Linked DNA regions of Homo sapiens: region 2 is linked to region 1. Evidence: read pairs that join two places in POLR2A ChIA-PET (ENCODE). Cell type or tissue: PC-9. All regions are shown on one strand. Each heading gives the region's core, and the rest is flanking DNA. Links, peaks and the distances in the headings are about the cores only. Region 1 overlaps C1GALT1 (core 1 synthase, glycoprotein-N-acetylgalactosamine 3-beta-galactosyltransferase 1). Region 2 overlaps RPA3 (replication protein A3).

The links. ChIA-PET counts read pairs that join two places held together with the same protein. Peaks named below come from ENCODE experiments on the same cell type or tissue, not always from the same donor. Only the 100,000 strongest peaks of a DNase experiment are listed, where the experiment ranks them.
Region 2: POLR2A ChIA-PET joins it to region 1 with 13 read pairs; 2 of 35 experiments call an interaction of 5 or more read pairs at or near these places.

Annotation. Positions count from the first base shown.
Region 1 is chr7:7,222,655-7,236,142 of GRCh38, forward strand. C1GALT1 (core 1 synthase, glycoprotein-N-acetylgalactosamine 3-beta-galactosyltransferase 1) reads left to right here. Exons shown (of 4, transcript NM_020156.5): 2 at 11,649-11,885. The coding sequence starts at 11,666. Among named protein-coding and RNA genes, the nearest start is that of LINC03016, 26 kb to the right of the region's middle. In PC-9, for the core only: no CTCF peak of the experiment used is centred there; no DNase peak of the experiment used is centred there.
Region 2 is chr7:7,683,900-7,701,331 of GRCh38, forward strand. It overlaps RPA3 (replication protein A3), which reads right to left. Exons shown (of 8, transcript NM_002947.5): 3 at 3,329-3,429; 4 at 1,931-2,099. All of the region lies in intron 2 of UMAD1 (UBAP1-MVB12-associated (UMA) domain containing 1), which reads left to right. Among named protein-coding and RNA genes, the nearest start is that of RPA3, 26 kb to the right of the region's middle. In PC-9, for the core only: no CTCF peak of the experiment used is centred there; a DNase peak (open chromatin) is centred at 10,172; H3K27ac peaks cover 1,713 bases.

The DNA.
Region 1 (13,488 bases), core at 5,466-13,465:
AATTTGATTACAGACTGTGGGTTAGATGATTCCAAATAATTATTGCTATTTTGTTAGGCATTTAGTAATGGCGTTATAGTTTTTAAGAAAATGTTGATATTTTCGGACAGGTATACAGAAGTATGTAGAAATGAGATGACTTTATGTCTAAGATTTGCATTAAAATACTATAATCATTTGAAGAAAGAATAAAGTAAATATGCCAAATTTTGTATTATAATTCAATCTGTATGACAGGTATGTGAGTTTTTTTTTGGTTTTATGCTTGTGTGAAGATTTTTGTAGTTAAGCTTTTTTTAAAAAAAAGTCAACTGAGTTACTTACGTGATGAAATTAGAACACATACTTCTTACAAGCACATTCTCTCCTATCCCCCTCTCCATTTCAGTTGGCACCATAATGCCATTTTTGCCTAACCATAACATAAATTAATATCATTTTATTTTATGGAGTTTTTCTTTCTGGGATAATAACATTTCTGCTTTGTTGCATAATTATCACAGACAGGTTTTTCTTTTTTTGGAGATGGAGTCTTGCTCTGTCACCCAGGCTGGAGTACAGTGGCGCGATCTTGGCTCACTGCAACCTCTGCCTCCCAGGTTCAAGCAATTCTCCTGCTTCAACCTCCCCAGTAGCTGGGATCACAGGCACCTGCCATCAAGCCCAGCTAATTTTTAAAAATATTTTTAGTAGAGATGGGGTTTCTCCATGTTGGCCAGTCTGGTTTGGAACTCCTGACCTCAAGAGATTCTCCCACCTCAGCCTCCGAAAGTGCTAGGATTACAGGTGTGAACCACAGTGCCTGGCCACACACAGGTTCTTTAGTTTTATATGGGAAGAGATTGCATGTCTTTTGCCAAGCCTTTCATTGTATGATTTCTCCATTTGTGAGTTTTATGGGTTTCGTTTTTGTTTTTGTTTGTTTTTTATTATTTTGGCATGTGTATCTTATATCCTGTGACCTTGCTGAATTTACTCTTTGTAGCATTTTTCTTTTCACAAAATCCTTGAGATTTCCTTCACAGTCACATTATCTACAAATCTGCAAATAGGGATGGTTTCATTTTTTCCATTACAATCTATATGCCTTTTCATTCTCTTTTTTATTTTTCTCCTTTATTATACTGGCTAGAATTTCCAGTACTATATTGAGTAAGAGTGATGAGAGTGGACATCCTTTCCTTGTTCATGATCTTAACGTGAAAACATTCAGTCTTTTACCATTAAGTGTACCATTAGCTGTTAGTTTTTGATACTTGTTCTTTATCAAGTTAAGGAAATTCCTTCTGTTTTTGTTTTTCTGAGAGTTATTTGTCCTGAATATTGGATTTTGTCAAGTATTTTTTCTGCATCTTTTCATTTGTGTGAATTTTCCTTTTTAGTTGGTTAATAGGATGAATCGTGTTGATTTTTAAATGTTGAACCATCCTTACATACTCAGAATAAACTCTACTTGGTCATAATTCTTTTTACATAATGCTGAATTCTATTTACTAATACTTTGTGAAATACTAATACTTCATTAAGTATTAGTACTTAACATGCTAATTCATACTTTTAAGTATTTTTGTTTCTGTATTTCTGAGAAGGGTAGTAGTCTGTAGTTTTTTTTGGTTTTTTTTTTGTACTGTCTTTGTTGGATTTTGGTATCAGGGTAATATGAACTTGATAAAATGAATTGGGAAGTGTTCTCTCCTACTTTTTGGAGGAGATTGTACAAATTGATGTTAAAACATTAAAAAATAATTTTTAGAACATCTGTTAGAATTCTCCAGTAAAACCATCTGGACCTGGAGATTTTTGTGGGGGTCAGGGGCGGGGGGTGAGGGGAGTTTTAAAATTGTGAGTTCAGTTTCTATAAATAATTATATGGCTGTTCAAATAATCTATTTCATATTGAGTGAATTGTGATGGTTTATGCTTTTCAAGGAATTGGTCCATTTCATCTAACTTGTCAAATTTATACGTGTAGAGTTGTTTGTAGTATTCCCTTATTATCCTTTGGTATCTGCAGGGTCAATAGAAATAACCCCTGTATTATTCCTGCTATTGGTAGTTTGTGTCTCAATCTTTAGAGGCTGTCCATTTTATTAATCTTATCAAAGAACCAGCTCTTTTTTTTACATTTTAGGTTCAGGGGTACATATACAGGTTTGTTACAGAGGTGAATTGTGTGTCATGGGGGTTTGGTGTATTTAAGCATAGTGTATTTAAGTGTATTAAGTGTATTTAAGTGTATTAAGCGTATTTAAGTGTATTAAGCATAGTGTATTTAACCAATAGATAGTTTTTCAGTCCTCACCCTCTTCCCTCCCTCCAGTCTTAGGTAGTTTCTGGTGTCTGTTATTCCCTTCTTTGTGTCCATATGTCCTCTGTGTTTAGTTACAAGTGAGAACTAATAAGGTTTTCTGTCCTGTGTTAGTTCACTTAAAATAATGCCTGTTTTAAATTTTATTAATTTCTGCTCTTTATTATTTTATTCCTTCTTGCTTTGGGTTTATTGTGCTCTTTTTGTTGAGTCTTGAGGTAGAAGCTTAAATAATCAATTTATTTCTCTCTTTTTTAATGTAAACAGTTAGTGCTATAAGTTTTCCTCTTAGCACTGCTTTTGCTGTGCCGCTCTATTGTTTCCAAACTGTTTCTTTGCTATTTTTACTTCCCTGTGTCATTAGCAAAACTAAACTCCAGGAAAGCAGGGAAAGGTACTTGCTTTTTGCTTTTCCCAGTATATAGCATAGTGCTGTGTATTTGAAAATAATTTTTGAGCTTTAAAACTTAGATCTCAGCTTGGCAGCTTACATCTGCTTATAACCAGGAACTGGAAGAAACACAATACAAATATTCCCTAAAATTAGAAGAAAACTATAGAGGGTTTATTGCAAGTAAAATTCTACTTAATAAATTTATTTTTGTTTGTTGAAAAGCATATGGAAAACACTGTATGGGTTAAGTCTTTAGCAGTGTGTTTTTTGTGTTTAAGAATTTATATAGAGAAACATTTGAGTTTTTTAATGGCAAAATTAAAGAGCAGAGGCATGAATATTTAGTCTGAAACCAGTTCCAATCTCTCAGCAAACATTAACATCCTCCCAGTCCATTCTTAGAGCCCGTGGACTTTTCAATATCTTATTTGCACCTCAAGATTTATAAATAGAGCAAAAGCGGTTTCTTGTTGGACCTACTGATGACATAACCTTTTAAGTATTCCATTTAAAGATAATTTTAGAGAGAAAGGGAAAGGATATGGAAAGTTAATAGACAGCTATAGGTGCGAGAGTGGTGTGTGGAAAAACTAGTGAACTTTAAATGAAATGGGGGTGAAAATTCCAATTTACCATGTTGGCTGGCTGGTTTGGGTCCATTTAATTAACCTGTCTCATACTCAGTTTCTTCATCTGTAATATGAAAGGGATACTGCTATCGAGTTTTCAGGTTGCTGTGAGCATCAGAAAAAAACATAAAAATTTCTAACATGGTACCTCACATGTACTATATTTGTAAATGTAAGGTGTGTGACTGTAAGATTTATATCACTTTCATAAGGAAAATCTTTTGGGAAAATATAAAGATGTATCAAAAATTATTTTAATATGGTTAGAAGAGGGAATATATTTTGAATACATAAATGCAGCAAATGAATGCCATAATCCAGAGCAAAATTAGAAGTACCTGATTGTCACCTTGGCAAAATGTGGTATAAAGTGTTAAAATTTAAAAAAAAAAATAACTAGAATTTCAGGGCTTTATTGTGAATTACACTCACTGACTTCCCGAAAGCCTGAAAGGAAGAAGACGTGCGCTCATGGTAAAGGGCATTAAAATCTTGGTGAAAGAATATTCTTGAACTGGTGGAGTGGCTGAAAACCAAGCATAAGAGAAGAGGTTAAAGGCTGTATCCTCAGAATTCTCTGGCACCCATGTAAGAAGACCATGGAGTAATATTTACAAAGTTCTTAGGGAGAAGAAAGTTTGTGCAATAGCAGACATTCTGAAGCCTGCAAGAATTTCAGATGTGGCACCGATTAGCGCCATTAAAAAAAACTGCTTGCTGAAACCCAGCTAACAAAAACATGATATTAATGAAAAACTCAAATTTAGAGGAGTTGTGATTAAAAAGGACTCTTGTTGAGCATGGAATCTAGTTTAATGTAGATCCAGGATTAAGCAGTCATGGAATTACAGTTCATAATTCATATAATGTAAACTATGTACATTTTTACCAAATAAAAGCAGTTAACAAAAATTGGTTGTGGCAGAGGGAGTGTGTGTGTATGTATATGTGTATATATATATTTGTACATGTGTGTATCCATGCTGATTTCCACATTTCACAGCAAGAAATCAATAGATAGTGCCTAAAATTGAGCTTATTTAATGAGCCCTCCAACTCCTTTCTGTTTTTTTGTAAACTTTTCTTAATTTTTAGAGGGATCCTTTAGAGGATGGGGGTCATATTACAGATGTCTAGGTGACATTCAGATTTTTTAGATTCCTTTATTTCCTATAAATTCAAATAAATCTAATATGTTAATTCTTTAAAAACGAGATGACTAATATAATTCCCATTCTGTAAAACTGTAGGGTTATGGTTTGAATATTTGTCCCCTCTAAAACTCATGTTGAAATTTAATTCCCAGTTTGGCAATATTAACAAGGCCTTTAAGGAAGTGATTGGTTTATGAGACAGACCTCTGCCCTCATGAATGGTTTAATCCATTAATGGGTTAATAACTTAATGGGTTATCATGGGAAGGGAACTGTTTTGGCTTTATAAAGAAAGGGAAGGCCGGGCGCGGTGGCTCACGCCTGTAATCCCAGCACTTTGGGAGGCCGAGGCGGGCGGATCACGAGGTCGGGAGATCGAGACCATCCCGGCTAAAACGGTGAAACCCCGTCTCTACTAAAAACACAAAAAATTAGCCGGGCGTAGTGGCGGGCGCCTGTAGTCCCAGCTACTTGGGAGGCTGAGGCAGGAGAATGGCGTGAACCCGGGAGGCGGAGCTTGCAGTGAGCCGAGATCCCGCCACTGCACTCCAGCCTGGGCAACAGAGCGAGACTCCGTCTCAAAAAAAAAAAAAAAAGGGAAGAGGAACAAACCTAAGCTAACACGTTAGCATGCGTATCCCTCATGCCATGTGATGCTCTGTGCCACCTCAAGACTCTTCAGAGGAGAGTCCTCAACAGCAAGAAGGCTCTTACCAGATGTGCCCCCTTTGGCCTTGGACTTTCTAGCCTCCGTAACTGTAAGAAATAAATGCTTTCTCTTTATAAATTACCCAGTTTCAGTTGTTCTGTTATAAATACCAGAAAATGGACTAAGACATAATAGCAAAGTGGTTAAGAGTCTGAATTCCTGATTCAGATTGCTAGTGTGACTCTCTGTGTCTGAATTCATCTGTAAATGGGAATACTAGTCCGTACTTTATAGTTTGCAGATGCTCTTAGTACAGGGTTCAAATGTTAACTGTAATTACCTCTCCTATTTTTGTTATTGCTAGAGAGAAACCTGTAATGATAATCACAAAATATTAATAATTGTTGTTTCTGGGTAGTAGGACTTGTGATGATTTCTTCCTTCTAAATCCTTTTTTAACAATGAATAGCATAAAGCTGTCCCTTTAAAAATAAAATTAAAATATAAATTTTAGTTGTCCCGGGAGTTCTTTTGTATCTGAAACCTCAGTTGTCAAGCTTGGAAATCTGTACTTTTAAAATATCCTCAAGCGATTCTGATTACACATCAGGTTTGGAAGCACTTGGCATAAAGAACTTCCCCCACCCAATTCAAAGAAATAGTATTTAAGCCCTCATAATGTGCAGTGTGGTTAAGCTGTGTCTTTTTCCAGTCTAGTCTACCTCAACACTCTTGTGGACATGATTTTTGCCAAAAATCTGAGTGAGCTTTGGGATGCATTCTACCCCCATGAGATGGCTATTTTATCCCAGGAGCAGGAAAAAAAAAAATGGGAGTTTACAGTTATTTAGTCATAAGGCCGGAGTCCTTTAAATTGGAAGGGAATGTGGTAAACACAACACAAGAGGAGCCAACACATTCTGAGTGTGCTGATACTCTGGGGGAGAAGAGTAAGAGAGTATGACAGGCATCAGACAGCATCACAAAACATTTTAAAGTTAAAAACAATTACGTAACACCAAGAAGTCAGTTTTCCTTACATTCACTCCAGGATAGATGCCTTGCTTAAAAAGTGCCTCTTCAGCTAAGAAAAACTGTGTCCATAAGTACTTCAGTAGCTTTCCACAAACAGTAACTGTTTTTGTGTTATAGAAGTAGGCTTGTTCTGAAGCTCAGCATGTCCTTGGAATATGATTGAGTAGCATGTTAGTATTCATAGTTGATGGAGCTGGGTTAGCACTTCTTTAACTTCAGATATCCATATGATGATAGAAATAGGAATTTTCTCTGGTCCTGCAGTCCTTCCTCTTCTCAGTCACAGTGCTTTCTGCCTAAGTGGTACTGAATGGCATTGTGACTACTGCTTTCTTCTCCAGTGCCAGGAGCGGTAGACTCTGCAGCAGTAAAATACTGTCTTTGTTCTTTTCTGAGATGGTGAAGTGGCTGTGTATGGTATTAAGGCAAAATCACAGCTAGGACAAAAAGCAATGGAAAACCAAGATCAGTGTGCTGTAAGGCAAAGTGTTAGTGAGAGAATCAGAGGATGTAGAGAGTGACAACTCAGTATCTGCTAATGCTCCAGGTTCACTGCTTCAATCGTATTCTGCTTGTCTTCCTCCATAAGAAATTAAGAGTTAAAACATCTTTCATTTACTTCTCTTGGCTTCATGTTTTCAATTCATGGTACTTTCATATCACATACCTCTATTGTAGATTGTCTTGATCATGTATACTGCTAAAGGAAGGACTTGTATAATATCGAACAGATACTTGACTAATCAGTTCTCTCTGGCTGTTTGAATGAAATTTCAAACCAAGATTTCTGGTTAGAGCAAGGTCTAATGAACTGGTCCTCAGACAATCGAGATATTTAGAATTTCAGAACAATCACTTAAGACAGGAGGGATATGTTTTATTGTATCTTTTGGATATAAAGATTACACTAACGGCCAACCTGAATGAGGGAAAGGGGGCAGTAGGGAGGCAGAATTTGAGACCCCCTCATCAGAGAAAACAGCAGAAAGACATGGTAAACTTGTTTCTGGTTTTCCTGTGGCAAATTTGATTGGGTGTAGAGAGAAGGATCGTTGAGTGGGGCTATGTACTCATCATCCATGAAGGCCTACCTTTCTGAACTTGAAGGTACAGTCAGGATAGAGCAAAAGGTGTAAACATGTATCTGATAGTTTCAGATGGTTAATTTACATCTCAAGATACTGGGCAGCTTTGCTTATACTGTGCTGTTCCTTCACCTCTCCTCTTCCTCTTAGGGTTTTTCTTCCCAAACTGGAATTACAATTCAGGAGAGAGCCTGAAATATAAGATATATAATGCAGCATAAGCATGGTGTGTTGTCATGGCATGTCAATTTTACTTGTAGATTTTGGGATATTTTTATATCAAATATGAATATATTAAGTATGTACTTAATGGGATAAAGACACATGAATGGGTTTTTGTATACACTTTTTACTGAAATAAATGTTAATACAGAAAAGTATGTAAAATCATAAATGTAGAGCTTAATGAATGTCACAGAGAACAAGCCATGTAACTACTAGTTTTTTTTGTGGTATCAATAAGCTTTCCTTTAATTACTGTTTGTATGGTATATTTTTCTATTATTTTGCTTTCAACTTTATAAATCTATTTAATATGTGTCTCTTGTAAGCTGCATGTAGATGAGTTTATTTTTCTCGAGTCTGGCTGGCAATCTTTATTTTTTAATTGTAGTTTTTAGTCTATTTGCTTTTAATATAATCATTGATATGTTTGGTTCTAAATCAACCACCTTACTATTTATTTTCTATTTGTCTCATCTATTCTATATTCCCTTTTTTTTTTTTTTTTTAACATTGCCTTGATTTGGGGTATTTTCCCATTTCATTTTTTTGTATTTGAATTTAATTATATTGTTTTACTGTTTGTTTGTTTAAAGATTATATTAGACATCCTTGGTCTTTTAAAGGCTATTATTAATCAGTTTTTTTTTTTTAAACAACTCCTGGACAGTGAAATGACTTTAGAGCTCTTAAACTCTATGGATCCTCCTTATACTTTTTGATGCCAGTTTTGTAATTTGTTTTAATGGTAATAATACTAATATCTTGTGAGACTTTCAAAAAATGTTTTATTATAGCCAATATTTATTTGGATTTACTTACATACATACCCTTTTTATGACTCTCCCTTCCTTCCTACATCTCTGAATTTTTATCTGAAATTCTTTTCCTTCTGCCTGAAGAATTAGAAATAGAACTGTTAGTGATAAATTCACTTAGGTTTTGTTTTTCTGAACATGTTTTTAAGGCTCATTCTTGAAGGACATTTTTGCTGGATACAGAATGCTAGGTTGGTAGTTCTGTTCTTTTAGCACTTTAAAAATAGTTCACTGCAGTCTTGATTCTGTTGTTGCTGCTAAAAAGTCAGCTGTCAATCTTATTACACCTTTGAAGTTTTTTTTTCTGTCCTTGGTTTTCAGTAGTTTGACTGATGTACTTAGGTAACATTTTCTTTTTCTTTGTAATCTTCATTGGGTTTTGTAGATTTTTAATGTGAGGGTTGGTACTGTGTCAGTTTCGGAAAATATTCAGTCATTATTTCTTTAAATACCACTTCTCCTGAGTTATGTCTCTTCCCTCAAAGGTTCCAGTTAACACTTACATTAGACCCTTTCACTTTATTCTGTTTTTTTGCTCAATTCTTTTTCAATCCATTTGTTTTTCCATACTTCATTCTGCGTATTTTCTTCTGACCTAGCTTTTTAGGTTATTAATTTTTTTCTTCAGCTGTGACTATTCTATGCCTAATTTCTTAATCTTGCCATTTAATTTCTTGACTTTATTAAGAATAGTTATTTCTAAGCTAAAAATATGAAAATCTTATTTGAGTCTTTTGGCTCTGTTTCTATTGTCTACTTTTTTGTGTTTAGCCGTAATTTTCATCTTGATGCCTGGTTGTTTTGGACATTGTGTATCAAAATTTTGTCCATGTTGTATACCAAAAAAAAAAAAGTCGTCATGATAATTTGAGGTTCTTCATGATTTTATATTTCTCCAGGAGAATATTTTTACAGTTAGGCTAGGGCGGATCATCCAGTCAGTGGCTGAGATGACTCTAACGTAGACTTCAGCCGTTGTAAAGATTGGTCTATTTTTGTTTTGTTCTTATTCTCAGATTGTAGCCTTTCAGAGTCCTTGATAAGAGCATAGGTGTTTTTCAGGACCTCTTCTCCTAAGCAGACTTTGGACATTAATTTTTGCTTAGCTTTATTGCCCTTGCTGTTTTCTCTTTCAGAATCAGTCATTGTCTTGAGGATAGAGCAGTGCCAGATGTCTGGTCTGCCTCTTTCCTTCCTTCTTCCAGATTTTGGCCCTACTAATTCTCACTGCCTTGATATCTTACCAGTGTCTTCAAACACATATTTATATTTTTTTACATTTTGTTCAGTTTTTCTGATTGCACTTGGTTGTACTAAAAGAACCTAGTCAGCCATTCCAGAAATACATGAAGTTGTTTTGTTTTTATTATTGTAGTGGTGATTGTTGGTTTGTACTTTTGCTTTCACAAACTATTTCAAAGCAATTTTGATTTTTAGGGTTATATTTCCCAGACCTCTACTTTCACTGCCCATTGCCCTCTGCTGTTAGTGGTGATTAGGTGAAGAGTTTGAGAAATGTAATGGAAAGGGCGTGGGTTTTTTTTTTTTGTTTTTTTTTTTTTGAGACAGAGTCTTGCTCTGTCACCCAGGCTGTAATACAGTGGCATGATCTCGGTCCTGCAGTCCTGCCTCCCAGGTTCTAGTGATTCTTTTGCCTCAGTCTCCCAGGTAGCTGGGATTACAGGCACGTACCACAACGCCTGGCTAATTTTTGTATTTTTAGTAGAGATGGGGTTTCACCATGTTGGCCAGGCTGGTCTTGAACTCCTGACCTCAGGTGATCCACCCGCCTTGGCCTCCCAAAGTGCTAGGATTACAGGCGTGAGCCACCACGCCCAGCCGGGCATGGGCTTTTTAAGCACACAGACCTACATTCAAACTGTGGCTCCTTCTGATTGTGTCAGCCTATATGAATTAATTACCTGTTTAAAATTACCTTTTTAAAATTTCTCTTTCCTCATCTGCAGACGGGTTTAGTGAGAATGAAAAAGGACATTGAAATTAAATTTTATTTAAAATGAAATAATGTATGGACAGCTTCTGGTATATAATAAATGCTTAGTAAACTTATTTTTTTAATTATCTTGAGGAATAGGAAACTAGAGTTAAGACCAATCTTTTAAGGAATTTAATAGAAGTTTATAACTTCACCATATAGTAATTGTTAACAAAAGCTTAAAAAGGGCGTTTATGTCAATGTTTGGTTGTGGGGCAGTTCAACAGGCATCTGTGTCCCAGGTACCCTACTTAATCTCGTTAATATTATAGATTCCATCCAAAATCTAGATCTTGCAGTATAGAGCAGAGGTCAGCAAACTTTTTCTTTTTTTTTTCTGAGATAGTTTCACTCTTTTGCCCAGGCTGGAGTTGAGTGGTGCAGTCTTGGCACACTGCAACCTCCGCCTTCTGAGTTCAAGTGATTCTCCCACCTTATTCTTACCAATTCTTCCCAAGTATTCACCTTATTCTTCCCAAGTAGCTGTGACTGCAGGCATATGCCACCATGCCCAGCTAATTTTTTACCATGTTGTCCAGGCTGGTCTCAAGCTCCTGACTTCAAGTGATCCACCCGCCTTGGCCTCCCAGAGTGCTGGGATTACAGGCATGAGCCACTGTGCCTAGCCAGCAAACTTTTTCTATAAAGGGCTAGGTACGGTTTTGTGAGACATATTGCCTCTATTGTAGCTATTCACTCTGCTGTTTTAGGGCAAAAGTAGCCGCAGTCAGTATATAAATGAATGGGCATGGGTGTGTTCAAATAAAACTCTATTTACAAAAACAGGTAGCAGGCCAGGTTTGGTCCATGGGTCCTCAAACTGTGCTGACCCTAGTCCTCCACAAGCTACAAGTGTTTTTTTACGTTTATAAAGGATTGTTTAAGAAGAAGATGCAACAGAAACCACATGAGACCCAAAAAGCCAAAAATATTTTATTTCTAGTTCTTTACAGAAAGGGTTTGCTAACTTTTGGGTTGGAGAAGGGGTGGTGGTTGCTACCAGAGAAAAAGAAGTAGACTTCCGTACTCAGAGTTAACAGCAAAGAAAGAAAAACAACACGACAGGAAGCCCTGGATCCACAAAGGATCCTGGTGGGAAGAATAGGAAATTCTGTGTGCAATACTGACATACTCATCCATACCCCACCCCAACTGTGACTGTCCTACTAATTAATCTGGTTTTATGGATTTTCCATAATGTGCTGTTTTAGCAGCAAATAGAGGGGTAAACTCATAGATAATAGCTAAATACTGTTAGAAATTAACTTTCCGTTATAGCTAAATGTTACCAGAATTTTTACTCCGGTTATGTATACAGCTTTGATTTTATAACATCCTGCTAATTTTTGTTCTTACAGAAATACACTTTCGGGAAATGGCCTCTAAATCCTGGCTGAATTTTTTAACCTTCCTCTGTGGATCAGCAATAGGATTTCTTTTATGTTCTCAGCTATTTAGTATTTTGTTGGGAGAAAAGGTTGACACCCAGCCTAATGTTCTTCATAATGATCCTCATGCAAGGCATTCAGATGATAATGGACAGAATCATCTAGAAGGACAAATGAACTTCAATGCAGATTCTAGCCAACATAAAGGTATGGTTTACTTTATTAAGCAGTAAACATAAGCAGTATTTTAGTCTAAATTTTGTCATATTCCTGTCTGTATCTGTTAATTAAAATGGGCTATATATTCCAGATATTAAAAATAATTCTTGGTTTGCCTCAAGAGAAGGGAATTGCTAAAACTCAGATTTATTTAGGGAATAAGATATTAATTTTGAATTCGTTTTTAAGTAGAAATAGTTCAGAACCCATGATTTGGGGAAGGGCATAACTATTCAGATTTGATTTGTTTCTGAAAATGTTTTTCTAGGTTCAGTTTTGTTATATGTGTGTCTTTGGTTTTTGTTACTTGTTTTGGTCATAGCTTTTGCTTAAGTCTTGTTTTCCTAGAGAAACTTGAGGTGTATGTAAGTTTCGATTTATATTTTTATAATTAGTTAATAGAACTAATCTTTTTTTTCCTCAAGAGGCACAAAGAACAAGGAAGTTAAAAACCAAGGATGCGTTCTAAAGACTTCATTTTCTCCTAGCCTCCTACCTCTAACCAGATTTTCTCAGTTGAGTTATTTATGTGTCCCTTAAGTGTTGGTTCTCTCCAAGTTTCTGTCCTTTAGCTGTTTGTCTGTGTGACATCATTAACCCGCATAATTTTAATTTCCTTCTATTTCTTACTGTCTTTAGCCCAGTTCCAGACATTGTGAGGTGACATTAACACAATGCAAAATACGGTTTGACAGAAAATAATATAAGTAGCTTGAAAACAATTGGAATTCTGGGATGCAGAGGGTCCACTATTCAGTTTTTTCTCTTCTCTTCTCAGTAGTAAATTATTTCTTCACCACCTCTCAAGCAGAGGTTGAATGGTGAGATTTCAAAGCCTGGTTCCATTTTATCAACTAGCAAACATAAACATACTATTACAAAGTATGTCGTGTTTTGTGATTGTTTATGTAACAGTAATTCAGCTCTGAGCAAGTGCTCTGTGTTCCTACAGAACAGTTTGGTCACTGTGTATTTGCTCTGTAGCATAGCCACATGTCTTTAGGTGATCAATTGGAGGCAGAGTTCCCTACTAATAGTAAGCCGTACGAGGCCTCACTGCAGGCATGTGTATTAGATACATACTTGTCCAGCTCAGTGGCCTACAAAATGTGGGGTATGCTAAAAGTTTGTCTACTCCCTTCAGACTCAGCATGTGTAAATTGAGTCTCCTTTTCCTTCCTACTCCTAGAAGTTGCTCTTCCTCCTCTATTCTTTCTTTTATATGGCTCATTACCATCTGTCTGTGCCAGAAATTAAGAAATCATGGTAGGTGCTTGCCTTCACATGCTAGCCAATTCGATTTGTCAGTACATTCTAACAGTGCTGCTACTTTACCATTTTTCATCTCTTTTCCTCTCAGTCCTCAGTGCATTTCCGATTCAGGCCTTCAGCTATACCCATGTACCTGCACTCAACCAAACTTCACCATTCCTTTTGGTGAACTTATAACCTATTTTCTGTATTATGTCTTTATTTTTTAATCTTCCTCTTTGTTCTACCTAGGTCCCTATCTACTGCTCTGTAGGATTTATTAGCCACTATTTTCCTTCAGCACATTGAATCCTTTGTTCATACCTCTATAATAACATCT
Region 2 (17,432 bases), core at 5,311-13,310, 460 kb after region 1:
GGCGTGAGCCACTGCTTCCAGCCAAAATTCATTTTCTATGAGTAATATACAGTTTTCCCTTGGTATCTGTGGGAAATTGGTTCCAAGACCCCCGCTCATACCAAAATCCATTGACGCTCAACGCTCTGATATAAAAGAGCATAGTTTTTGCATGTGACCTACATACATCCTCCCATATACTTTAAATCATCCCTAGATTACTAAAATACCTAATGCAATGTAAATGCTATGTAAACAGTTGTTTTACTGTATTGTTTGAGGAATAATGACAAGAAAAGAAGCCTGTACATGTTTAGCACAGATGCAATTTTTTTTTTTTTTGAGACAGTGTCTCACTCCATCACCCAGGCTGGTGGCAGTGGCACAATCTTGACTCACTCCAACCTCTGCCTCCCGCGTTCAAGCAATTCTCATGCCTCAGAGTCCCAAGTAATTGGGATTACAGGCGTGTGCCACCATTCCCGGCTAATTTTTTTTTTTTGTATTTTTAGTAGAAATGGGGTTTCACCATGTTGGCCAGGCTGGTCTTGAACTTCTGGCCTTGAGTGATCCACCCCTTTCGGCCTCCCAAAGTGTTGGGATTACTGGCCTGAGCCACCACGCTTGGCAACCACAAGCAATTTTTTTTTCTGAATAATTTTGATCCACTGTTGGTTGAATCCACCCATGAGGAACTCATGGATACGGAGGGCTGACAGTTTTTGAAACCTTAGATGTTTTTTGAAAAATCAGTGGAACAACTGGGAAGCATTTTATTAAATTAATTATACAATGTGAATTCCAACTGATCTATGACTCTTTCTGGCTTTAGCCATAGTACAACTATGAATTTATGTGAAATTATTTGACAGATTAACACCCGTAAACTTTTCAAACCAACATCTGAGGTACCTTTTAAAAATCAGACTAACGCATTCAAGCAGCCATGTTTTAATACAACTATTTGGGGGTAGTTGACTGTTTCACTATGGTACTATTTCCTTGAAGGGTGCTTATTCCATACAACATCTGTAGGGAAAACATTGTAAGTATGCATACCATGTTATGTACATGGAATTTCTCCTACTGTTTCCTTACAGGCTTTACTAATGCTGTAACTTCACATTTTGTCAGATTTAACTCAAAAATTATGATGAGTGGCTTTCATATTTATTTAAACTTTATTATTTCATTATATTAAAGATATAGATAATGAGGATGAGACTCTAAGTAAAATGTACAGTATGAATATTCTACCTTGTATGAGTAATTCATATAGGGTTGGAAGACCTGAATGTCTTTCTGGTAATCTTAGTACTACAATATTCTTTTATACTTAAGTAATTATCATATTGAGCATCTGTTTTTTTTATTCATTGCATGCAACCAATGCATATTATGAAGGGAAGAATTATTATTGGGTTTACACATTGATCTTTTTTTTTTTTTTGAGACGGAGTCTTGCTCTGTCTCCAGGCTGGAGTGCAGTGGTGCCATCTCAGCTCACTGCAACCTCTGCCTCATGGGTTCAAGCGATTCTCCTGCCTCAGCCTTCCGAGTAGCTGGGACTACAGGTGTGCGCCACCACGCCCACCAAGTTTTGTATTTTTAGTAGAGAAGGAGTTTCACCACTTTGGCCAGGATGGTCTCCATATCCTGACCTCGTGATCCGCCCGCCCCTGTAATCCCAAAGTGCTGGGATTATAGGCGTGAGCCACCGTGCCCGGCCACATTAATCTTTATAAATGTGAATTTCTAAAAAATTTAAGTGTTGGCCCACTTGGTTTCTCAAGTTGCCTGCCTGACCCTCTTCGAAGTTGTACTTTTCTTCTTTTCTTTCCTTTCCGTACTATTCTAAAGCTTTTTAATAAACTTTCACTCCTGATCTGAAAAAGAAAAAAATTTAAGTGTTTTCTTCCTTCATTATATCATGATAGAATTATGGTCTTACCTTGGAAGAATAGTATCTCATAAAATAAGTAAGAAGAATGTGGTAAATTAGTGTCGTATCTTTTTTTGATTGTAGTAATCAGTAAGTGAACATTCTTGAGCACTTTCTCTATCCCAGGTGCTCTCCTGCTTGGTTAGGGATGCTCCAGATTCCTGGGCCTTGCCCACACCTAGTGAAACAGAATTTTGGGAGCTATAGCCAGAGAATCAGCATTTTAAGCAAGCAATGCATTTAGTATAGCTACTTGGGAAGAGTTGACTGTTTTACTCTACAGTATTTTTATGCATACTGATGTCTGAGAATTGCTGGAATAATTATTTTTATAAGGTATGGTAGAGGAGCAAAACTATTCTAGGTGGTGGGGCAGATTGTGTAAAGTTATATAGCTTCAGAAGAATCTGATACATAGGCAGGGCCAGTATTCTTGGCTGAATAGAGAGGGTGTATCAGGGCCACTATTGGGAAGTGTGTCCAGAAACATGGTTTGTGGGCCTTGTGTGGCCTTCTCAAATGTTAGAATGTTATCCCATTGGCAGTAAGGAACTATCAGACCATTTTAAAGCAGTAAAGTTATGGGTTTTGTTTTTTTGTATTTTTTATCAGAAATTTATTGACAATTTTTTAAAAATGTAGATAATTTTTATAGTTTCAGCAAGATTGAGAATTATCTTTTAATGAAAAAACTAATTGCAGCATCATGTCCTGAATGCATTACTGAGAAGGCATGCACGTATACTCATACGAGGTTGACAGAGTAAGTCAGAGAAACCACAACAACAAATTAATAAACTTTCCAGAACCATCATGCTGCAAAGTTATTTTTCTGAACACCTGATAATTTAACCTTTTAAATCTTCTTTAGCTTCACTGTGATATGGGGCAGACACTACTAGTCCCTCAATATCTGTTTCCCCCTTTATCTTTCCATGTGGCCGTTTTCCAGTTAGGTGTGAAGATTATGATGAAGTTTCTGGCCAATGGGATATAAGAAGAAATGTTGTGTTGCAGATTCTAGGAAATCTTTTAAAAACACACTGCTGTGTACCTTCCTTACTCCTCTCCCCTGCCCCCACTTCCCTTATCCTGGAATGTGGATATGATGATTATGTAGAATTCTAGCCAGCATCTAAGACCATGAGAACTAGGGTACGTTGTAAGGATAGCTGAAGAGTGAAGTCAAAGAGTTGTGAAGTTGCCATACCAGTCCTTTGAACTTTCCTTTGAACTTCCTTTATGTGAGACACAAAGTTCTGTTCTGTTTGAGCAACTATTTTATTATGTGATTTGCGGATGAACCAAGCCCTAAGTAATACAGGTACTGAACTGGAAATAATAGTATTTGGATTCTATTTAAGTTCTGTCATTTACTTGCTGTGTGATTTTGAGCAGGCTACTTACCATTTCAGCCTCATTTTCCTTTTGTGTGAAATGTTAATGATATCATGGTGTCTTCATTACATTGTTGCAGGAGATGAAGCAAAAGGAAACTGTACACAGATCTGCACTGACAAAAGGGAGTACAAAGAACTTGTAATTCTTTTGCTGACCCTGGGCAGTTCAGTGAAATGCTTGGGAGAATGATTCTGAGGTAGCACTTAGTTTAGCTGGAGAGAATTTGGGGATCACTAATGATGTATGTTGTAGGCAAAGGAATGGTGTGCACCCTGCCAGGGCCACATATAGGCCTTCCCTCAACTCAGACTGGAAGGCCGATCTATGCTTATATGATCAGTCCACCAGAAAGTCTATTCACACCCACTAAAAGCTGAAGTGTTTAAAGTGTGCATTAACTAGCAGAACATTATTAAAGAGAATTGCTGCCAAACTCTGGTTGTCAGTTAAATTTGAAAAGGATTCACTTCCTACAACCGGTATTTCCATCAAAAATGATATGTACTTTTATGACTATACATACACACACATATTTTTAATGATAAGTATTAAATACATGATATTCAAGGTTTACACTATAGTGTTACTGATTTAAAGGAGTAATTGCTCTGAAAATTTTAAGTATTCTAAGTCAAATAACTAAGCTGTAAATTTATGGAACGACTTATTTTTATTTCTGGCATCCATCATTTCCTGATGCACCAGCTGAAAATATGCTTGGCAGCACCAAAGGAAAACTGTAACCCCTGAAATAGCTTGTTGATGGATGGCTTGAAGAAGTTGATAACTGAGATAAGCAGCCATTGTCCCTGTTGCTGTTGCTATGTTAGGGGTTCTTAACCCATGTTGAGTTTGGAGGGCTGCATGCAGTGGTCTGGAAACTTCTGACACTACATGTAAAATTTTAGGTTTGTATTTTTGGGGGGAGAACATTCCCTGCATTACATCAGATTCTCAAAGATCTGTAACCCCCAAAATATTAAGAATTACTTTTTTAGATGTTGCTTTGGTTTACTAGCTCCTTGGGCTGTGATTTCTTAGGATATTTTTATCTTAATGGTAAAGGTGGGAGAGTTGTTGTCAGGTGGGGCATATCTCATTGGGTACCTTTACTAGTTTGGCGTCAGAAAGTAGAATGTGAGAACCTTTTTACTTGTTATCTTAAAAAGGAAAACTTACTTATAATTAGTAGTGATTATTTGCTCATGGTTTGCCTTTTCACTGATTATCCGAATCCAAGGTGTTTTTCTGCTGCCTTGCCCTCAGCCCCGTGTTTCCTCATGCAGAGTGCCCAGCTTGTTTCATTTTGTCTGTGTCGTGTTCAGTGTCAAGATCTCAGATGAAATCTGTCTCGAGGCTTCCTCAGTTTCTAGATAGCTCTCTTTTTGATCTCATGTTGTAAATCTTCTATCATTTATTTGCTTCTTAATCACATGGTATTTTGTAGCAGCTCCTATATTATTGTTTTGTAATGTTATTTACGCCTTTATTTTTGTATGTCTTGCCAATTATGTTGTAACCTCCTAAAGGACATCTAACCCGCTGCGTATTTTATAAAATTGTAAGCACATGACTATCAAAAAGCTGATCCTCAGTCTGTATATTGTTAATAGCTTTTGTAATGACTTGTAAACCATTTAATATTTGGTTAGAAAACTTGGTAATATCTTCTATTAAGGTATTTTCTCCAATGAAAATAAGTCTTTGTTAACTTATCTATTACTTGGATTTAAATTATACTTACTTTATTTAGTTATATAAATGCAAATTAGTAAGCATTCAGACTAAGCCTGCCTTACTCTGGGGAGGAGGGGCTTCCTTTACTTCCCTACCTCTGCTTGACCATGCGTTTTAGGAGAGCCAACCTTATTCCCAGCCCCAGAAAGTCAGTGCTCATTTGCCTAAGCCAGTCACGGTAGTCTAATTCACCTTGCCAGTGATTGGCTTAGGAATGGGCACCCATCACATTTCTGACTGCGACATGAAGGAAGATCAACTGAGAGACTCATGGGCAGATACAGACAGAAGAGACTGCCACCTCTTCTCGTGGCAGTTATTTGATCTGGATGAAATGGCTGATGATGTTTTATCTATCATTGCCAACTTTGCTTAGGAGAGCTAGCTTGAGACAGAGGTCACATGTCGAAGATGGCAGAGTAAAAGGAGGAAGCAACCATGATGACATTGTTGAACTGACATATTCACTAATTTGGGAGCTGTTTACCTCTGGACTTTTTAGGTGAGATAATAAATTCCCGCATTAAAGTTTAAGCCACTTTTAGCTAGGTTTATGTTACTTGCAGCTGAAAATGTCTGCACCGATGTTTGACAGATGTGCTTATAATGCTATCTCCCTGGATAATCTTTTCTTGGTAGAGCCCCTGTTTTTCATGCCCAGACTTCATGGAAATGTATTTATATGTATATCTCAGTAAAGCTCTTCAGTCTGTGTCTATATAGAAGACATTTATATTTATGTCTTTCTAAACTCAAAACAATTGGAAATAGTCTGGAGTTCAATTTTAAATGAAATTAATAGATTGTCAGAGTCATAAGTAAACATTTTGAATGGTATACTCACTGCCATCAGAAATGTTGTGCATTTTGGATATTGCTGGTACCAAGGGAGACCATATTACTGCTACAAAGCAGCTAGTGATTAACAACCATAGTAATTGGTGATCAGGAAACAAGTTAAACATGCTCACATAATAGTTTGCTACTTATATATAGGTGTTTTTACTGTGTTTTAGTTATGTCTTAAGAAATTGGTTGAGGGTTTTAGATGATATATTCCACATTGTAATTTTTCCCATCTAAAGTGATGGGAAATAAGCTTGCCATTATATTTTCCCACCCATTTGATTTTCAGGAACGTATTACTGATATTAGGCAGGGATTCCTTTACTAATCTGGACCAGCTATGTTATTAAGTCAGCAATTCTGCTGATGATAATGTAGTCTTTAACTAGCAACTCACCTGTATCCCTCACATATTTTAAATGTTACATATTTGGAAATGTATTTCCAAAACGCTGAAGGCAATAAATGAAACCATAATTTTTTTTTTAAGCATGGAAGTTCAGGAGAAAAATTGAAGTGTATATGTTTCCTTTTACCATCCCAAATTTCTAGTTACAAAATCACTTTATAAAGTTTAAAACCAAGTATATATTATGTTTTTACTGGAGTTGAACATTAATCATGCCCAGTATGTCAGATGTGAAAGAAGAGTTTTAAAGGTAATGAAAAATATTGTATTAATCTTATTTTTAAATGTTTACTTTTTTATTATAAATTGAGCTGCAGTTTTTTAATATTTTGCAATTATAAGGTGGGGGTGATGCCGCACCTAAGTTTTAGAGCTAAAAGGACATCTTAGGGATAATTCTAAACAGCCACATATGTAAATATTTCTGTTTGATAGTTATATATTGAGAATACTTTAATATATCTAAATTCTTTTGTTTTTGCTAAGGAGAGAAAGGAAGGTAAATATAGTATTGAGCTACCTTATATGAGTTGCCAAATTATGGTATGAACCAATTATAGTGAAAGCATTCCCTTCACATATAAATGCTTTTCTAGCCTGTAGGCATCTTTTCATTGCTAAAGTTGGGTTAAATTTTCACCACAGAAATTCAATTATGACTTATACCTGTTATGAAAATATGTAAATACATCAAATATATTTTAATGTTTTAGGTCCAGATATATTTAAATGTTTTTTATCCCCTAAAGGAGTGCAGTTTCTTTCTGCTCCTTCTAGGTCTCCAAAGTTACAGGACCTTGAAGCATGTAGAGCTCAGCATGGTACAAACCTGTATTTTTCAATTTGTGCTCCATGTGACCCTTCCTGGAACTGAGCAGAAGTGTTATGCTGCCAACATTGAATAATGGTGGTCTTTTCACAGTTTGTAGGGGAAAAAAGCTGATGGAATTTTAGGTTTTTCATTCCAAAATTTTCCTTAAATTCTAGAAAGAGCCACCATTAATTTTCAAGCAAGTATTAGGCAGGTAAAATGTATGTATGAGGAAAAAATGGTTATTCAAGGAAAAAAACTTGTAAACAACTGATAATATCTACTTTTATAACTGTTCTTTAGATATTTGTAGTCGTCATCATTATTTTATATTCAATTAAAATAAACCAAACATTAATAGCAATTTAAACTTAGAATTACTAAATACATAATTTCATCTAAAATGATAGTTTGTATGATAGAATTTAAAATATCAGTATTTACTACTGTCCTGCAAAGAGCATTTTGACTTCAAGCCTTGCATGACATTCACTATATGAAGAGATTACATTTCGAAGGAGAAGATGGGAACTCTGCTGCTTATTTTCTTTCTCATCTTACGCATTTCAGATCATTTTGCTGGGGCATAGATTCTCTATCCAGTGACTGAGGAAGTAAATTGGATTTTTATCTCTAAAGTTTTCTTAGAAAGAGCTTTACATTTTAGTGACCCTTTTTTGTTCTATGTATTTAAAGAGACTGACAAATCCCTAATTTATTCTAATCTTTATCGAATTAAAATTTGATGGTATTGAAGTGTTTTCTGATACATGGAGTTCTTTCTCAGGAGGGAAAAAGGTGGTTCACCAGCTGCCAAACAAAAGTCATGAAGATTTTTTAGTTAAAATTTTATCTGGCTAGTAGCTCAGTTTAGCCTTGACTAATCTTGTATTAAAATACTCATGCAAATGTGGAAGGAAAAATTTTATAACTGTTCCAAAACTTAGGAATGACAGTTTAATGCTAGAAACTGAGGTGAAGTTAGATTGAGAAAAAACTAAGCTTCTACACATAGTACAGTATGTTGATAACTGCAGTTATTAACAGCTATTCCTCTTTACCCCTGGGGTTCCATTCTGTAAATGAAACAGAGTACTTCGCCCCCTTTTTCTGCACTCTCGCACACATATCACCATCTTCCCTTACTCTGGAAAGCAGCTAGTCAGCAGGTAGAGAAGGGACTGGTGGTGGTGGTGGTGGAGGGTGATGGGGAGGTATAGTCTAGTCCTCACCAGGAAAATAATGTGGGCAGGAATAGAGACAAAAATTGGTGCTGCTAGTAGTCATGAGGAGAATTATAACTTTTTTCTTGTACTCCTGCAGACCACGTGGTAGAAATAGGAGGAGAAAGACATTCCAAGAGAGAAGAATGACACTGAATGAAAGCCCAGAGAAAATAGGCAAATGGATTGAATGCTATGGGCACCCACCTGCCTCTAAGCTGGTGGAAATTTATATTCATACAGTCTTTGTGGAAGACAAATTGTCAATATGTATCAGAAGCTTTAACAAGGTAGATCGATTCCCTTTGCCTTAGAAATTCCACTTTTAGTAATTTATCATCAAAACACAAGCAAATGCATTTTTTGTTTGTTTGTTTGTTTGAGATGGAGTCTTGCTGTGTTGCCAGGCTGGAGTGCAGTAGCGTGATCTCAGCTCACTGCAACCTCCACCTCCTGGGTTCAAGTGATTCTCCTGCCTCAGCCTCCCGAGTAGTTGGGACTACAGGCCTGCGCCACCATGCCCAGCTAATTTTCGTATTTTTAGTAGAGACGGGGTTCACCATGTTGGTCAGGATGGTCTTGATCTCTTGACCTCGTGATCTGCCTGCCTCGGCTTCCCACAGGGCTGGGATTACAGGCATGAGCCACCGTGCCTGGCCAAAATGTGGCTTTTAAAATGGTATATTTCATGTGAACCTTTTTGTTATGTATATTTTATGTGTCTAAAATAGCTGTAGGAGGAAAAACATTTACCTAAGGACCATATGATTACAGGTAATTTAATCTTTTTTCTTCCTGTTGATTACTTATATCTACTTCATTATTCTGTAATGAACAAGTATTACTTGTATAACTCCAAAGTCAAAAGGAACCCCAAAGGTATATATATGTCCCTGAATTCTTGAATCTCTCAGGGAGCTGTAGTTCTTCTAAAAGCAGAAGTACATTTTACTATTACTACTGAAATTGTACTGTGCTTCTTGTTTCCAGTATACAATTCACCAAACATTTACTAAGTAAATATGAATAGTTACTCTTAAAATATCTTTATCTATCTATCTATCTATCTATCTATCTATCTATCTATCTACATTATTTCGGTAGACTTAAGGCCAATGTATAATATAGGAAAATCTCATCTGAAACTTTCCCTTCATTCTGCAATAGCTTAGTAATGTATAGACTTTCCAAGGGGAAAAGATGTTTTGGGGGAAGAAGTTAACCAAATTTTTATTTGGGTTTCTCTCTCATGTTTTCCTGGATGTCGATAGTTCTTTTATTCTCAAAAGAGCTTCATGAAACTAGAACTTCCAGTGTATCAGGAGGCATCCTTTAAACATTAAGGTCTATTTTAAGGTGAAATTCTACTATATTTTAAAAATTGTTTATTTAAATTCTATAACTTTTAGTGGATTGCACAAATTTATGCCTTGTTTATTTTATAATGACTTTATTACAATTTTAATAATTTAGCAATATTATATGAACGTGAAGTTTTATATCCTTCTTTAAATATTTTGTAAGATGTTTATGTGATATTTTAAGTTTAAACTTATAAACTCTAATCATATTAACACTACTTACCATGAGTGTATGTAATAATTTTTCCTCTGTGGTGGGTTTTTATATTGTTAATAAAGTTATATTTCATATTATCTTAAAATGGCAATTATTAAAAAGAAGAGCTTTCCCTCTGAGGACTGAGATCTCTCTTTTTGTTGCCATTATTGTCAGTTGTTCTGGAATACTAATGCTTTGTTGATATAAGGCAACTGAGTTTTTTTCAACTGAGTCATTAGACACTTGAACAAGAGCAAAGCTTTAGATTTTTCTCCATACCTATAGAGGGGCACTATGAAGTAGTTGGAAATTTGTCTGTGTGAGTCATATTTGAGCATTCCAAAGAAGGAATGAAGCATGTTTTCTTTTTCTCCTCATGACTAGTGATAATTGAGTATCTTTTCTTGTACTTATTGGTAACTTTTTATTTTTAATTTTTATGAGTATATAGTAGGTATATATATTTATGGGTTATATGAGATTTTGATACAGGCATACACATATAATAATCACATCAGGGTAAATGGGATATCCATCACGTCAAGCATTTATCATTTTTTTGTGATACAGGCACTCCAATTGTACCCCCTCAGTTATTCTAAAATGTATAACAAATTATTGCAGACTGTAGTCACCCTGTTGTGCTATCAAATGCCAGATCTTACTTATTGTATCAAACTATGTATTTTTGTACCCATTAACCATCTCCATTCCCCACCCCACCCCCACCACTGTCCTTCCCAGACTCTGGTAACCATCATTCTACTCTCTATCTCTCTGAGTTCAATTATTTTAATTTTTAGTTCCCACAAATGAGTGAGAATATGTGAAGTTTATCTCTCTCTGCCTGACTTATTTCACTTAACATAATATCTTTTTTCCATCTATGTTGTTGTAAATGACAGGATCTCATTCTTCTTTATGGCTGAATAGTACTCCATTGTGCATACGTACCACGTTTTCTTCATCCATTCATCTTTTGATAGATACTTAGGTTGATTCCAAATCTTAGCTATTGTGAATAGTGCTGCAATAAACATGTGAGTACAGCTATATCTTTGTTATCCTGATTTCCTTCCTTTTGGGGATACACCTAGCAGTGGGATTGTTGGATCATACGGTAGTTCTATTTTTAGTTTTTTGAGGAACCTCCCTACTGTTCTCCATAGTGGTTGTACTAATTTACATTCCCACCAACAGTGTTTGAGAGTTCCCCTTTTGCCATATCCTTGCCAGTGTTTGTCATTACCTTTCTTTTGGATAAAAGCCATTTTAACTGGGGTGAGATGATATCTTGTTGTAATTATGATTTGCTTTCTCTGATGATCAGTAATGTTGAGCACCTTTTCATATACCTGTTTGCCATTTGTACGTCTTCTTTTGAGAAGCTCGCTGTTTCCAAGTAGAGAAAATCACTGTTGCTGCCAACCAAGTAGCCGTGCAATAATTTGTTTACTTGCTGTCAACATTTTCCCCACCACAGTTTATCTCATAGAGAATTCTCAAGCCCAGCCAACTTTAAGATTTCATTTGTAACACAGAATGATTATGTTATATTAGATAAGAAAGGCTGTAGAGAGAGAAAAATCTCCTAACCTTGTCTTTCTGTCTTTTCTAGACATAATACGTTGATTTTTTTTACTCTGATTCTGTCCATTTAATTTTTATTACATGTTTCTCAACCATGGTCTTTCCTTGTTACTTTCAGGCATAGAACTTCCTAAATGTTTAGTCTCAGAGCAAGAACACTCAAGCTTTTCATGTTCTTTGGCACTAGCAGCCGTAACACATTGAATTTCTGGCAGTGGAATTTCTACTCACAGGATCTGACCCCTCACACCATGGCCCTGAATTAAAAAAGACATTGCTTCTGAGCATATGCAACTCAGCAAGGATCCTCAACAACTTGTGTCCTATGTAGACCTAGCATCTTTAATATCTATGTATGTTGGGAATTATCTGTCAATGTGTCACCTTTAGGTTCTTTATTTTTCTACATCTGTCTTCTGTGGTCATAAATGCTGATTATAAGTTAAGCAGCAGTGTGCACACTACATCTTATGCACTAATGGTTGGATTTAGTATCCAACCATGGCAGGAGTGTGAAACAGTGAGATGGATCATTGACCTTTGTCTATAGGAGGCTCTTTTAAACCCTACTGTGTATATCTCCGTTTTTTTTTTTTTTTTCTGATAAACTTACCAGTGTAATTTTTTTTTGAGATGGAGTCTCTGTTGCCCAGGCTGGATTACAGTGGTGTGATCACAGCTCACTGCAGCCTCTACCTCCTGGGTTCAAGCGATCCTCCCATTGCAGCCTCCTGAGTAGCTGGGACTACAGGCATGCACCACCATGCCCAGCTAATTTTTTTATTTTTTGTAGAGATGGGGGTTTTGCCATGTTGCCCAGGCTACCAGTGTAATTTGTTTTCTCCTTGAACTCATACAAGACTCACTCTTTTAGCCAAAGTTGGTAAGAATTATTAGGTAGATTAAAAAAAAAAACACCCCAAAACAAATGTGGTCTGATGGTGAAGTATCACGATAAAGACAATTTGTAAAAACTGTGAAATCATATTAGATCTTAGTATAAAATTCTAATTTTCTATAAAAAAATACTTCTTAGAAGTCCTGAGCTTAGCCACTGGAACTGGCCACAAGACCTGATTTGGGAAGAGGTAACCTGTTATATGAATTTAGTTAGTAAAATTGTAGAAATTCAGATGTCATTTGATCCCAGGGAAGTGTATTTCTCCCCAGCTATTAACCAGTGTCAACTGTCTGAAATTTATTGATCCGAAGGCTCTTCCTCATTTGTTGCCAGTAGCTCTCCCTCATACAGAACAAATGACTCACATGCTCAAGCTAAATAAAGCACTCCGTAAAGATTTTTCTGCCTCTAGAACTGCTCAAAGTCAGCTCTCAATAGTGGGCACTGATTCTTGCCAACTGGTTTACCCTTATTAACTCTATAGGTAGGGCCCTGTGAAACCACACTAACATGTAGATGTTCTCTCTTTTTCTTTCTTCTTCTTTTTTTTTTTAAAGGCTGCCCTTTTCAGACATTCCTTCTGAAATCTGTTAAGAATAACATAAGACTAGTCACAGATTTATTGATTTTTCCTGGGCATTTGACTATGTGAAGTGGAACCAGCTATGACCTAAGCTTAGCAAGCTCAGTAAACACCCTCTCTTTGCTCCAAGGTCTGTATAACTTCTGTCTTAGTACACATGCCAAGCAGTCAGCAGGAACGGTCTTGTGGTAGATGAGATGATTTTCAGTCAGGATAAGTCAGATTGTTTTGCTTTTCTTTTTATTTAAAAAATTATTTTTTCACCCTTTAAAGTCTTGATGATCATAATCCACTTCTTGATGGAATGTGTACCTGACACTTTGATACACTTTGCAACAGTCCTGATTGGCTTTCTGAACAGATTCCTTATTATCTAGGAATGATATCTTCTATCTAATTATTTTCCCAAATAACTGCTTAGTGTTTATTGCTTTAATATCAGAATCCTCTATTCTGCCAGACAAGTTGCAGCATTTAATTTGTTTTCTTCTAAAACACCTATGAAACAGATAAATTATCCATTTTATTTCATTTCCTGTAAGTTATTTTCTTAAAACAGGTATCTTATGGGTACATACTGGAAACTTTAAAAAATGGCTAATGTAAAATTCATTTTGAAATATGATTGTGGCTTCCTTTTGTGGCAGTCCTGCTCAAAATTTTCCAAGTATCTCAGGAAGGAAGAAGCACGAATATGTACCTGCTAAAGCCCTTGGGGTGGGCACCTAACTTTAAAGATATTTTTATTTTTTTAAGCTGATATTATCACATTCATGTGACATTGGCACCCAGTGTGTAATAGAGCTGTGGTTATTTTAACATAAAATGCTTTAAATTATGGATCATCAGGTAGTAAACTGGAGGATATGAGATTTACTGTATTTTTTCCTTGTCATTATGCCTCTTTTCACATGGTGCATGTACTCTTGGGTATCCATCTTCCAATTTGAGACGTATAAATCAGAGTTTTTCAGTTGCTTAAATGACTCTCTGTTTGAGACCAGAAGTGTTTTCAGAGGAAAATTTTGATATTCCCTCAGCTCACCTTCATGAGGGCTGTGAAATAAAAACTTTGGGGAGTTGCCTGGATTGGATTCCTTAGCAAGCTGACCCCACTACTCATTTGATTGTTAGAATGTGCATTTCTTTTAATTAGAAATAGAGAATTTCTGCACTTCACGTTCTGGCTAGACAATATGTTATCTGAATCAAATACTTACTAAATGCCCATGAGTTAGACACTGTGCTGACAGGCACTAAGAATAAACAGGTAGTTCTATATCTGATGTGATATTATTTATTTTGAATTGCTATATGCTTCATTAGTGTTTTTGGATGAAATTTAGTAAGATATAGACAGGGCAGATTTATTTCTGTGAGAAGATTGCAAAATATAACAGTTCCCATTCTTGAAGTAACTAGAGAAAATTTTTTTAGTGCTTTTTAAAATAAGGTTTATATAATGGTGCGTTTCCTGCTGCATCTCTGCCATCAATTTCAACCAAACTGGTAGAAGTTTTGATTGAGAAGTAGCTGTAAGTTGACTTTCAGTGTTTTTACAGCTTAGCCTTTTCCTTAGAAGTCACTTCTAGAACCAGATCCACCTGATTTAACAAAATGTGTTTGAGGTTGAATCATTGCAGGCTTTATTCTGTCTAAATGTTTTTTTCTTTTCTTTTTTTTTGTAGTATTTCGTAGAACTGGAGATCCTGTTTAGGCAGTTGATTCCACAGTTTTGACTATCAAGTAACCCAGTTGTAATGTGGGTGCTACAGCCTCAGCTTCTTAAATTTGGTTTGGAGCATCCTTTCAACCTTCTTTCTCCAGCTCTTAATAATTACCTGCTCCACTTCTTTAATGACTATTTAGTGGTAAGGTAAATAGGAATCTTGTCTTAAGATGAATTCATCTCAAAGTGATTTGGAGCCAAAAACCAGACCATGACATTTCTGGCTGTGGATTTCGTTTCCACCAACTCACCCTCTTGTCTTTTTTTTTTTTTTTTTTGAGACAGTCTCACCCTGTTGCCCAGGTCTGATAACAGCTCACTGAAGTCTCGACTTCCCTGGGCTCAGTGATTCTCCCACTTCAGCCCCCCAAGTATCTGGGACTACAGGAGTGCACCATCATGCCCAGTTAATTTTTATATAGTTTGTGTGTGTGTGTGTGGGGGGGGGGTAGATACCAGGTTTGCTATGTTGCCCAGGCTGATCTTTGCCTGCCTTGGCTTCCAAAGTGCTAGCATTATAGGTGTGAGCCACCGTGCCTGGCTGGGTTCCCCCAACTCTCAAGGGGTGCTGAGTTGACTGATTATGGGAATGCCAGAACAGAATTCTGAGAATGCATTTGTGTTTTTCCTTCTTATCAGACTCATTTTAATAATATAACAGATTTAATTTTTAGTTTTCATTGACTCTTTATCCAACTGATTTAAAATTTAAATATATTTATGCTTTAATCACTCATAAACTTGGACCTCAAGTTAAAAATTTAATATCCTTAGTTCCTTAGAATTTTGTAAGAATTTTTGAATTAGAAGTACAATTTTGTTTAGTTTTTACTTACACTAAAATAGGAAAATCATTAAGCTGTTTAAAAATAGTGGCACCAGACTGAACTAAACAGGAGCAGTGGAAAGTTTCACTTTAGAAACTGCTAGAGAACTGAATCCCTAGGGTGGTCCCTGGATGTGATGGTCCAATCTGTAAGGTCATCTTGGAAATAGATTTAGTTCTAAGTTTAGGACCAGAAAAGACTACTTCCTTCCTCCAGGCTTTTCACATTTATCCCTAAAGCTATATTGAGTGAGGGCAGATATATTTTTCAATTCCACAACTGCTGGTGCACCACAACTTGTAAGGTTCTGTAATCTTAGTGCTCATATAATGCCTTACACATATTAAGTTTTTAGTAAATATTTGTTGGGGGAGAATGAGTAGATGAATTGGCATGGTAAGAACTCTAAACTGAGCTCTGGGTTATAAGTAATACTGTTTATATAAGTGGAAATACGTGTTTTGTTTATTCATAGATTATAGCCAGAAAACTACACTTAAAAATAAATTCCTGAAGTGAAAGTAAAAATTAATGTTTTCTTCTCATGAAGTAAGTGTGGTGATACTTACAAGTTATTCAAATATTTAGAGATGCTCAGTAAATAACTACTTCTGTGGAGGGTGTCTTAGTCAGTCTGGGCTCCTTTAACAAAGTGTCATAGATTGGTGGCTTGTAAACAATAGAAATGTATTTCTCAGAGTTCTGGAGACTGGGAAGTCCAAGATCAAGGCATTGGCAAATAGGCAGTCTGGTGAGGGCCTTCTTTCTGTTCATAGATGGCACTTTCTCCCTGCTCCCCACATGTTGGAAGGGTCAGGGTGGCTTTCTGAGGATTATTTTATTCCATTCATGTGTACTTCACCCTCAATACCAAAGTACCTCCCAAAGGTCTCCTAATACCATCACTATGAGGGGTAGGATTTCATTTCATGAATTTTGAGGGAACACAAATATTCAGTGTAGAGAAAACACCTGAAGTCCAAAAATTTATATTAAGAAAAAGTCAGGCTGGGTGCAGTGGCTCATGCCTGTAATCCCAGTTTGTGGGAGGCCAATGTGGGAAGATCGCTTGAGGCCATAAGTTCTAGACCATACTGGGTAACATAGTGAGACCCCCATCTCTACAAAATAAAAACAACAAACAAACAAACAAACAAAAACACCAAAGGGCCGGGCGCGGTGGCTCACGCCTGTAATCCTAGTACTTTGGGAGGCCTAGGTGAGCAGATCACCCAAGGTCAGGAGTTCAAGACCAGCCTGGCCAACATGGCAAAACCCTGTCTCTACTAAAAATATAAAAATTAGCCAGGCATGGTGGTGGGTGCCTGTAATCAAAGCTACTCGGGAGGCTGAGGCAGTAGAATCACTTGAGCCCAGGAAGTGGAGGTTGCAGTGAGCTGAGAATGTGCCACTGAACTCTGGCCTGGGTAACAAGAGCGAGACTCCATCTTAAAAAAAAACAAAATGCCAGGCATGGTGGTGCATACCTGTAGTCCCACCTACATGGAAGACTGAGGCAAGAGAATTGCTTGAGCCCAGGAGTTTGAGGCTACAGTGAGCTATGATCACGGTACTACACTCCAGCATGGGCAACAGAGGGAGACCTTGTCTCTTAAGAAAAAGAAAAAGTCATACAAGTATAATTCACACTTGGATCTCTATCGCCATTTGGTTAATATTCCAGTTGTGTATTAGACATTTAATAAACATGTTCTGTATTCTTGTAGAGGAAGATGTGTGAGGAGGAATGGAATCTATCATACCTATTTAAGGAATGAACTGTATCATTTCCTCTCTAACTGTGGGGCTTAGAGCCCTAAAACCTCATGTAAAGATAAATTTGTGGCTGAGAAAGTTAAAATTTTAAGGGGAAACTAGGTTAGGGGACCTTAAA